Linked DNA regions of Homo sapiens: region 1 is linked to region 2. A link is a loop called in an ENCODE intact Hi-C map of the cell type or tissue named here. Cell type or tissue: psoas muscle. All regions are shown on one strand. Region 1 has its middle 58 kb from the start of MIR4475. Region 2 holds the start of MIR4475 (microRNA 4475).

What was found. Peaks named below come from ENCODE experiments on the same cell type or tissue, not always from the same donor. Only the 100,000 strongest peaks of a DNase experiment are listed, where the experiment ranks them.
Region 1: a loop joins it to region 2, with 2.8 times the contacts of the local background. A loop is called at or near these places in 3 of 110 quality-filtered maps.

Annotation. Positions count from the first base shown.
Region 1 is chr9:36,763,325-36,768,324 of GRCh38, reverse strand. No RefSeq gene overlaps it. Among named protein-coding and RNA genes, the nearest start is that of MIR4475, 58 kb to the left of the region's middle. RefSeq lists enhancers at 2,295-2,454, 2,975-3,493, 3,494-4,012. In psoas muscle, no CTCF peak of the experiment used is centred here; a DNase peak (open chromatin) is centred at 2,164; H3K4me3 peaks cover 857 bases; H3K27me3 peaks cover 717 bases.
Region 2 is chr9:36,822,319-36,827,318 of GRCh38, reverse strand. It overlaps MIR4475 (microRNA 4475), which reads left to right and starts at 3,720; the gene lies at 3,720-3,780. The region is part of intron 2 of LOC105376030 (a long non-coding RNA gene); the gene reads right to left. In psoas muscle, no CTCF peak of the experiment used is centred here; no DNase peak of the experiment used is centred here; H3K27me3 peaks cover 329 bases.

The sequences.
Region 1 (5,000 bases), 59 kb after region 2:
ATGATTGTTACTACACAAGTTCTCGATTCTCAAATGTATGCATTGTTTTTTCACATGTTGGTGTTCCTGTTAGAATGTATCTTATAATTGGTGTGTATATTTAATGTCATGTCTATCTTTTGTATGTCCTGCAAAGTTGTCGATGAATTGACAGTGTTTCCTACAGTTGATGGCACGTTAGAATTGATAAATCATGATGAAGGTACCATCCAAACAACAAGTAACTTATTGAGGACCTGCTACATCCCTGCTCTCATGGTCTGTACAGCCTGGAGGACCATCAACTCAGCCTCCTCTCCAATCACTGCTGGGTGGCCAGACAGGACATTTTTCACTTGCTATGAACTGCTTGAACCCTGATTCAACTATGGATTCAGAGAGTCAGATTTCTTACAGGCAAGTGCCTCTCAGGAACCAGAAAATGGAAGCAAGAAGGCTGGAGGCTTCTAGCAAGGAAATGGCAGAACCCAGCCCAGGACTGGAGAATGGTTCAGCTGGGAAAATTGGGATTGTGATAGAAAAAGGAAAACCACTCTGGGACAGGTTATAGGGAATGCACTGGGATATGCGGGACACCTGGGCAGACCTATGTGGCTTGTGAGACATCCCATGCATTCCCCCCTCCCTCCACTCCTTCTCTCAGTCCTGAAAGTCGTTTGCCCAAGGCCACACACAAGCTCATATATTTCTGGAGAGGATTAGGGATAATCTGTGCCTCTTCTGATGTACTGCCCTTCAACTCAAGGTTCTGGGTGTTGCCTCATCTCAAATTGCCTCTAATTGCCATAAAGAGGAAAATTCAGCCACCTCAACAGAAATCTTCTTGCTCTTCCCCAAGTTGTTCTACACACAAAGTCAGAGTAATTATTTGAAAATCACATGGTGCTTCCCTGTAAAAATATTCAGTGGCTTCCCAGTATCCCGAGAAAAAAACCATCTAAACTCCTATTATAAAAACATTCGAAGGAGTTCTGCACGGCCTGCTCTCCTCTGCTCTTACCTCGGACCTCCCCGTCTAGCCTGGCTGCTTCGCCCTACATGCAGCACACTCATCTCAGCTTTGGGGACTTCTCTCATGTTGTTCCCTCAGCGTGGAGACTTCTCCAACTGCCAATAGTGCCCTGCTCTCTAGTTCAGCTCAAATGTCACTTTCCCAGTATTGCTACCTGAATTATGCCCCATTATTTTGTTTCTTGACACACTTATTCAATGTGTAATTATAGAAGAGACTGCGGGTTTGTTTACTGTGTTTCCACCCATAGATGGTGAGGCCCATGAGGAGAGGGTCTGAAGGTGTTTCCTCAGAGCCCAGACCATTCACATAGATCACCGTGTATCTTCAAGTCTGCATTCTGAAAGCTCCCGTGTCACTAAAAGTATGACAAAATAAATGCATTATGGGAAAGAAACAGAAAGGAAGAGAAGGGAAGAGAAGAGAAGGAAAAAAGGAAGGAAGGAAGGAGGGAGGGAGGGAGGGAAGGAAGGAAGGAAGGAAGGAAGGAAGGAAGGAAGGGAGGGAGGGAGGGAGGGAGGGAAAGAAAAAGCAAAAAAGAGCGTAGACCAGCGCCTGGTACAGGAAGCACTGAATCCATTTTGTTAAACCAGAGCTAACCCTTGAAGGCCTCTTTCTAGATGAAAAGGAACCTGCCAGGCGCGGTGGCTCATGCCAGCACTTTGGGAGACCCAGACGGGTGGATCACCTGAGGTCAGGAGTTCGAGACCAGCCTGGCCAACATGGTGAAACCCGTCTCTACTAAAAATGCAAAAATTAGCTGGGCGTGGTGGCGGGCGCCTGTAATCCCAGCTACTCGGGAGGCTGAGGCAGGAGAGTCGCTTGAACCCGGGAGGTGGAGGTTGCAGTGAGCCGAGATCACGCCACTGCACTCCAGCCTGGGAGTCAACACTGAAACTCCGTCTCGAAAAAAAGAGGAACCTGAGGCAATGGAGACCCCCTGAAGGATGAGGTCTGGGGTTGTCACACAGGAAAGCAGCGGATGAAGGCGCAGCCCAGAGCCCTTCGGGGGCCTCTCAGGCCACCAAGCAGCCCGGGAGTCCCGACAGTTCGCCTCTGGGGCCTCAGTGTTAGGGACGGGGAGAGGCGGGGCTTCCTCCGCGGGGGCGGTGCCTCGGCCCAGTTCCAGGGGCGGGCTCTTCCTCAGGGAGCTTCCTCATTGGCTACCCACTCGCCCAATGAAGTTCCACCTCTCGGAGGTAGACGCTCTACCCAAGTGGGCCCCTCTCTATGGTCCCACTTCCTCCCGCCCAGAGTCTCCGGGGAACCACAACACGTTACCCATGGGCACCTGTGAAGCTGAGGCAACCTTCTGGACCCCAGCGCACGCTCTCGGCCAGCTGTCTTCCTGCTCGAGCCCCTTATGCACAGGAAGTCTCACTCCTCGCCGAAGAGCAGGTTCATCTATTAATTCAGTCAACCAACACGCAACACCTGCTGTGTGCCAGGCTTTGTGCAGGCGCTGGGGGCATAGGAGGTGATCCGGTTTCTTTCTGTGCATTCTCTCTTACTCTCTTAGAACCATCTCAGACACAGCCTGGGCTTAGTGACCTCCACGTGTGGGACATTCTTGTTTGCTCAGACGTCCCTCCTGGAGATCTCCAGTCCTCCTGGATGCTTGTCCCACAGTCCCCCTCCAGCACGACATGAGTCATTCGTTTATTTACTCAAAAAATATTTAGCGATCACCTACTAGAAGCCGACACTGTTGTAGGTTCTGGGGATGGCGCTGTGAACACGGCAGATGGAATTCGTACTCTCTTATATGCTGATTGAGCAAAGACAAGAAACAAATAATAGATGAATGTGATTGTTTGCCATGCAGTGATCACTGCTGTGAGGAATGAAAGCTGGGCCCCACGGAGGAGACGATGTTTCCGCAGATGGCTCTGGTCGAAGAAACATCAGTTCTCCCCACACCTGTTCCTCCTCTTTCTGTCAGTGGCGTCTCCAGTCTCTCCTGACCAGAAAACCTGGAGTCCCCAGCTCTTCCCCTGTGGACTCCATCCCATGTCCCTCTCGCACCGGCCCACTCCCTGCACGCCTTCCCGTCCTCCCCACCTCGTCTCTTCCCTCCCTTCCTCTTGTCTCATTCCTGTCCCCTTCTAACTCATCTTCGCCCGCCGCTGCCAGGGTCGCCTCCCATCCATAGCTGCTTAAAGACCTGCGGTGGTGACCAGGTGCTCTCGACAGAAATTGCATAATTCCAGCTTGATAATCAGTGTCCTCCACAATCTTGTCCTAGCTAGCCCCCCAATCTTATCCTTCATGACAATGTTTTGCACCCCCAGCATGGGGACTTGGCGGTATGTTCACAGCGTTTACCTCCTCTGACCCCCTGCTCGCCGCTAGTTTCCTCCTCCTGAAGGCCCTCCTCCACCCTTGGTGGCTAAGTGCCGGCGCCACCTGCCACCTGCGCCACCTGCCACCTGCCACCTCCTCCTCCGAAATTCCTTCCCTCACACGCGCACACACACATCACACACACCACAGCACACACACACCACACACACACACCACTCACACACACCACTCACACCACACACACACCACAGCACACACACATCACACACACCACAGCACACACCACTCACAGCATACACACCACAGCACACACACCACTCACACACATCACACACACCACAGCACACACCACTCACACCACACACACCACAGCACACACCACAGCACACACACACACCACTCACACGCACCACTCACACACCATTCACGCACCACGCACACACCACAGCACACAGACACATCACACATACCACTCACACACACCACACACACCACAGCACACATACATTACACACGCCACTCACACACCACAGCACACACCACTCACACACCACACACAGCACACACACATCACATACACCACATACACCACACAAACACACCACACACAAACCACTCACACCACAACACACACATACCACACACACCACAGCACACACACACCACACACACACCACACACACCACAACCACTCACCACACACACCACTCACACACCACAGCACACACACAACTCACACACACCACAGCACACATGCACTACATGCACCACTCACACGCACAAAACAGACACACCCCACTCACACACACCACCTACACTACAGCACACACCATTCACACACACCACAGACACCATTCACACACACACAACTCACGCACATCACACAGACCACATACACAACCACACACATCACACACACACACACCACATACACCACAACACACACACCACATAAACACACTACACACCACACACACACACATCACTCACACATGCCACTCACACCATACACCACTCACAATACACATACCACATACACCACACCACACACAAACATCACACGCAAAGACAACACACACATTACTCACCACACATACACCACATCATACATGCACACGCACCACACATACACATGCACCACACATATGCCACGTCACACACATCATACACAAATACACCCCCCACACCCCACACAAACACCCCACACAACTGTACACACCACACAGCTGTCGTCGTGGTCCTCCTTCCTCCAAGGCCCTCAGCGCCTTACCTGCCCCTCTCTTGACCCAGCAGTTGCTGAGCTGCTTCAGGACAACAGCATTTCCCAGCACATGTGGCCCCCTGAGGCAGTGCCACAGAAGGGAGTGACTGAGTGCGTGTTCACCCTGTGACCTTAGACTATTTAAGCCCTCTCTGCCTCCGTTTCCCTATGTGTAAAATGAGGACCAACTAGGTGGATATACATCAGTACTTAAAACAATGATTGACAGTCCTACTGACTGTGATGGTGACCGTAACTAGTCCTGGGTAGAGGAGTCAGAACGACGGTGCGGAAGCAGATGCCAGCTCAGATCTCAGGGAGGGCCTCGGGGTCGATCCACCCCAGGTCAGCCTAAGTCAGTCTCTCCCAGGTCTCCCCTCCTGCCTGACAGGCTGGTAGGACCCGGGAGGATACCCAGCTGGA
Region 2 (5,000 bases):
CAGGAGAGAGGCTAGTGGGCAGGGCTGCTGTTTCCTCTGCCCAAAGCCAGGGGTCAATGGCTTTAAGAGACTCCCTGGGAAGTTTGGAGGTACCTTCAAAAAGGGGAGCCTGAGATTTCACCTTCTGTATGGGCATCTGCTTGGCCAACAGATTTGGTAACCTGCCCTTACATTTCCTGAAACAGGGGAAAGGAGAATGGGTAAAGATATGCATGTGCCTTGTGAGCTGTGGGACACCATTGATGAGAGCCACCCTCCCACTGCCCAGTGGGAACCCCACCCCAAAACCCTCTCCCTGGAGCGGGAACATCTGGAAGCTGTGCGGTGGATGGTCTTTGATGAGGGTTGGGAGAAGGAACAGAAGGAACAGAGCCACGTCTCCCACCATCCAGGACCTGCCTGCAGGGGTCAAAGAGGGGAGGCACATGGGATTACCAAATGAGAATAAAGACAACACATCCTACAGACATCATGACAGCCCCCAGTCAGCTGAGTTTAAGTCAGTCAAAAGGGAAACGATCCTGAGTGGGCCTGACCTAATCAGGTGATCTCTTTAAAAGAAGGTCTAGCAGTCAGAGAAACAGATGCCTTCCCTTTGGCCTTGAAGAAGCAGAGGGTCAGGCTGTGGAGAGGACCACCCAGCAGGGATTGGTGGGCAGCCCCCTAGGAGCTGAGGGCTTCGGCTGTCTAACCGCAAGGACCCAAGTTCTGTCAACACCCAGGGAATGTGGAAGAGGACCCTAGCCTTAAGTGAGATGACAGCCCCAGCTGGCACCTTGATGCAGCCTTGTAAGACCCCAGGGAGAGGACCCAGATAAGTCACACCCCAACTCCTACCCCACAGAAGCTGAAATAATCAACGCATGTTATCTTCAGCCACTGGGTTTCTGGTAACTTGTTATGGAGCAGCAGAAAACCAATGTAGTTTCTCCACAGGCTGCCAGAGCCACAGCAGGGGCCGGTCGGCCCCGGGTGATGGCAGAGAACTCCGGCGTCGGATTATGTTTGAGATTGAAATTTCAAAAAGAACAGGACAGAATGTTAAATACCAAAACGAAACTGTTCTAATAACTGAAAGTTATTCGAATGTTCTGGAATCTGACCAAGATGTCAATAAAGGTGCCACCACCCTACCAGAAATGCGAGAAGGAGGATAGTTCCATGTAGCACAGCTGGGGGTGGGGGGGGGAGGGGGGAATTAACTCATGTCATATTTACACGCCAAAGAATTAAGACCCCTTTATAAAATGGACTTCACATGCAGGCTCTCACTTACTCCTTACAATAACACTATGAGGTCCTGACAATTATTACCATCCTCACTTTTATGGGTGGAGAGACTCAGGCTGAAAAGCCCAGCTATCTCACCCCAGGTCACACAGCTGGTAAGCCGTGGCCAAGACTTGAAGCCAGGCTGTGTGTGACCCCAGGTGGAGGGTCCCCAAGAGTCGCTGCTGCCCATTCAGCCCACAAACTCCCAGCACCTGGGCCCTGCAGCAGGTAGTGAAGGCTCAGTGGAGATGGGAGGGCATTTTCTTACCCTTCACAAGAAAGGCACCGGCTGGTGACACCTCCAGGCAGAGTCTCCAGGGCTCTTCTCCTGCTGCGTCTCACCTAGGCAGCTCTGATGCGGCTGGAAGTCGAATCCAGGAAAAACTAAAATTCCAGTAAAAATCATGGATCAACTGGGATGACTTGAAACTGCTGTCAACATCTGCATTTTAGAATGAATTGCTGGCTGTCTTCTCCTTCTTTCAGACAGTAAACACTCCTGGATATCTGTTCCATGCCAGGGTCTCGGATAGGCACAGGGACCCCAGGGACAAAGAGGAACAGGCATGGTCCCTGCCCTCAGGGAGTGCCCCATGTGGTGGGGCGGGGGAGCAAATCCATAGCCGTACAGCAGATCTGTGAGTCTATGAGCAGTATCTCAGGAGGTAGACACTGTGGGTCTGGTGGGAATGACAGGCTCTAGTGCACCGCACGGGAACAGTGGTGTGTCACTGGTAACCAGCACCTTTCCTGAGCAGGTAGGATGTGCTTTTGCCACCGTCCTGCAAGGAGCGTCTGTATGTTCCCCAGATGAGGAAATGGGTTCAGATCAAGCTGTCTGGGGAGGAGGTGAGCACCCTGTCGCTAAGAAGCCCAAGCCGGAACTGGATGTTTACTTGGCAACACCAAAAAGTCTCATCTGATAGAGACTGGACTGGGGGCCTCTATGTGTACAGTGGGTTTTCATTTTGGTATTAAACTTTGGTGTTTTTAAAAAAAGATCATACACACACACCCAGTTAAAAAATTCAAACAGGGGCCGGGTGCGGTGGTTCACGTCTGTAATCCCAGCACTTTGGGAGGTCAGTGCGGGCAGATCACAAGGTCAGGACGTCAAGACCAGCCTGGCCAATGTAGTGGAACCCCATCTCCACTAAAAATCAAAAAAATTAGCCAGGTGTGGTGGTGGGCACCTGTAATCCCAGCTACTCAGGAGGCTGAGGCAGGAGAATCGCTTGAACCCAGGAGGTGGAGGTTGCAGTGAGCCGAGATCACACCACTGCACTCCAGCCTGGGCGACAGTGAGAGACTCTGTCTCAAAAAAAACAAAATTCAAACAGAACAAAAAAAGTAGGCAGTGGGTCTCACTTCCACTCCAACCCCGAGGCTCCCAGGTCTCTTCTCCATGACTCTAGTCGCTGTGTATTCTTCCAGAGATAATTTATGCATATGTTATATATGCATATACATAGAGATATTGCGGGTATGTGTGTATATACACATATCTCTTCATTTAAAATATTCTCAGAGTCTCGTTTCTTTGTAAAATTTCATTTTGAGGAAGTCCAACTTTTTCTTGGCAAAGCTAGAAAGAATAGTATTTTTTTTCAAATCCATGTTAAATATTTATTTTACTGCCTGTAGTAGTCAGAATTAGATCAGCTATGAACGACTGAAAAATCCAGAACAGCAGTGGCTAAAACAGGACAGATTGTCTTCTCTCACATTCAGAGTCTGGAGGCCAGCGATCCATGGCTGATACAGCAACTTGGCCGAGGAGGCCCACACGGACCAGACTCAGTCATCTGTGGCCCTCCTGAGGCTGTGTCCCTCAGCCCCAAGGCCCAAGATGGCAGCATCAGAATTCCAGACAGCAAGACAGAGGAGACAAAGGAAAGAGAACCTGCTGTCTCTGAGTAAGGTTCCAGGAGGCTGGCACCTGGCACTTCTGCATGTATGTCATGGACCAGAAGCACATACTAAGGCCACATCTGTCAGCAAGGAAGGCTGGGGAAGGGGATCTCTACTCTGAGCGGCCCTGTTTGTCCAGCTACAAATTCTGTTATTCCGGGAAAAGGAGAGACTGGATATTGGATTGTGAGTAGCAGTTTCTGTTCTATCTCCATTGCCCAGTTGGTCAGAGTAGAGACACATTTCTTCATTTATTCAACCAATTGTTATCGAATAAATATTTGTTGAATTAAAGGGAGATGGCAGAAGGAGGGACTTGTGTGGAGATAACAGAGGACCCAGATCTGCTTCAAAAACTCACAAGGGACCAGCTAAGACCACCGGCCTCGAGCCCTAGAGAGAACTATTATCACCTTGCTTGTTTACTCTCATACCTATATCAGAAGGCCCTCACCCAGGACTCAGTCTTTCCATCTGAGCAACGGGGCCGGAGATATGAGTTTGAACCACATGACTTCCAGTCCTTCCATCTCAAAATCTCAATGAGTGTGTGGTTCTAAATGACTCATAGTCAAGGGACCAAGCATTCATTATGAAGCCTGAAAGTCAAAGGCGAGAGTTCAAAGACACCAAGGGCCCCTTGGAGCTGGCCTTCCCTGTGGTGACCCTCATCCCTCAAAGGGCCGTCTGAAGCCCCCAGGCACATTATTCTGCTGAGCCAAAGAGCTAGGTCTCAGTGAACACTAGCATCTACCCAAAGACTAGGCAGAAAGTAAAATACAGCAGACTGCCTGTCAACAGAAGTTTTCCAAAGGGGAACTATTAAAAATGGTAACTTGCGGGTTCATAAGGTCCAAACTATGGAGGAAGGAGTGTGGCTTCTGCAAAGAGAAGTCTGCCTCCCTGATCCGCGAGGCTTTGAGGAAGAATGATGTCTGAATGAGAATAAACCAAAAGATGTTATTGTTTAGTCTTCAAATGGCTTTGGAGACATTCCCCAGGAAATCCACTAAAAACACAGAATTTTTCAAGAAGTCTTGGGACATTTCCTCATGATTAACACACTGGCTTAGGGAAAGAAAAGCCAAAAGTAGGGGAAAATAGACTCTTCTCTGAATAGAAAACAGTAGCATTATCTAATTCTCTAGGGACTGGAATTAACTGGTTTTAATTAATATTTGGTAGTTATTAGGGAGAATTTCTTGTGAGAAAGGAGTTAAGCCCATCAGAATTAAGTAAGGCTCTGGAGGGGCTGCCAGGCTACTTGGAGGTCTGAAGTGAATCAGGTGAGCTTCAGTGGGGAAAAAGAACTCCAAGCTATGGGCTTGGGAGAGTAGAAGACACAGTTCAGGAGCCACGTGGACATTAAGGCTGCTCGGGAGCTCGCCAGAAGCTGAACCTATGCTTTATCAAGGGACTTTCAAAATAGGGAATATGCCCATGGGATGTTTGGCTAATCACAGTTGTGGGTGTGTGGACACAATCACAGCAGTACTAAAATGTAGAGACAGGGAGGCAGCTAAACTCTGTGGTCCAGTCCACGGTTCAGAAGCATCTTTCAGTCCCAGGCCAGCCAGCAGCTGCTTCTCCTTCTGCCAGGACACTAGGGTTTCTATCCAACTTCCCCAGCAATGCTGAGCCTGGCGAGGGTTTTAATTTTCTATCTTGATGAAAAATGTGTGGTTTATACACTGTCGTAGAACAAATAGAATTGGGATTTATGTTTCACAACTTCCATGGTTTGTTTGGGTTTCTTCCATATGTCTTTGACAGTCCTATCACATTTCTGACAGTTATGATTTTTTTTTTCTTTCTGG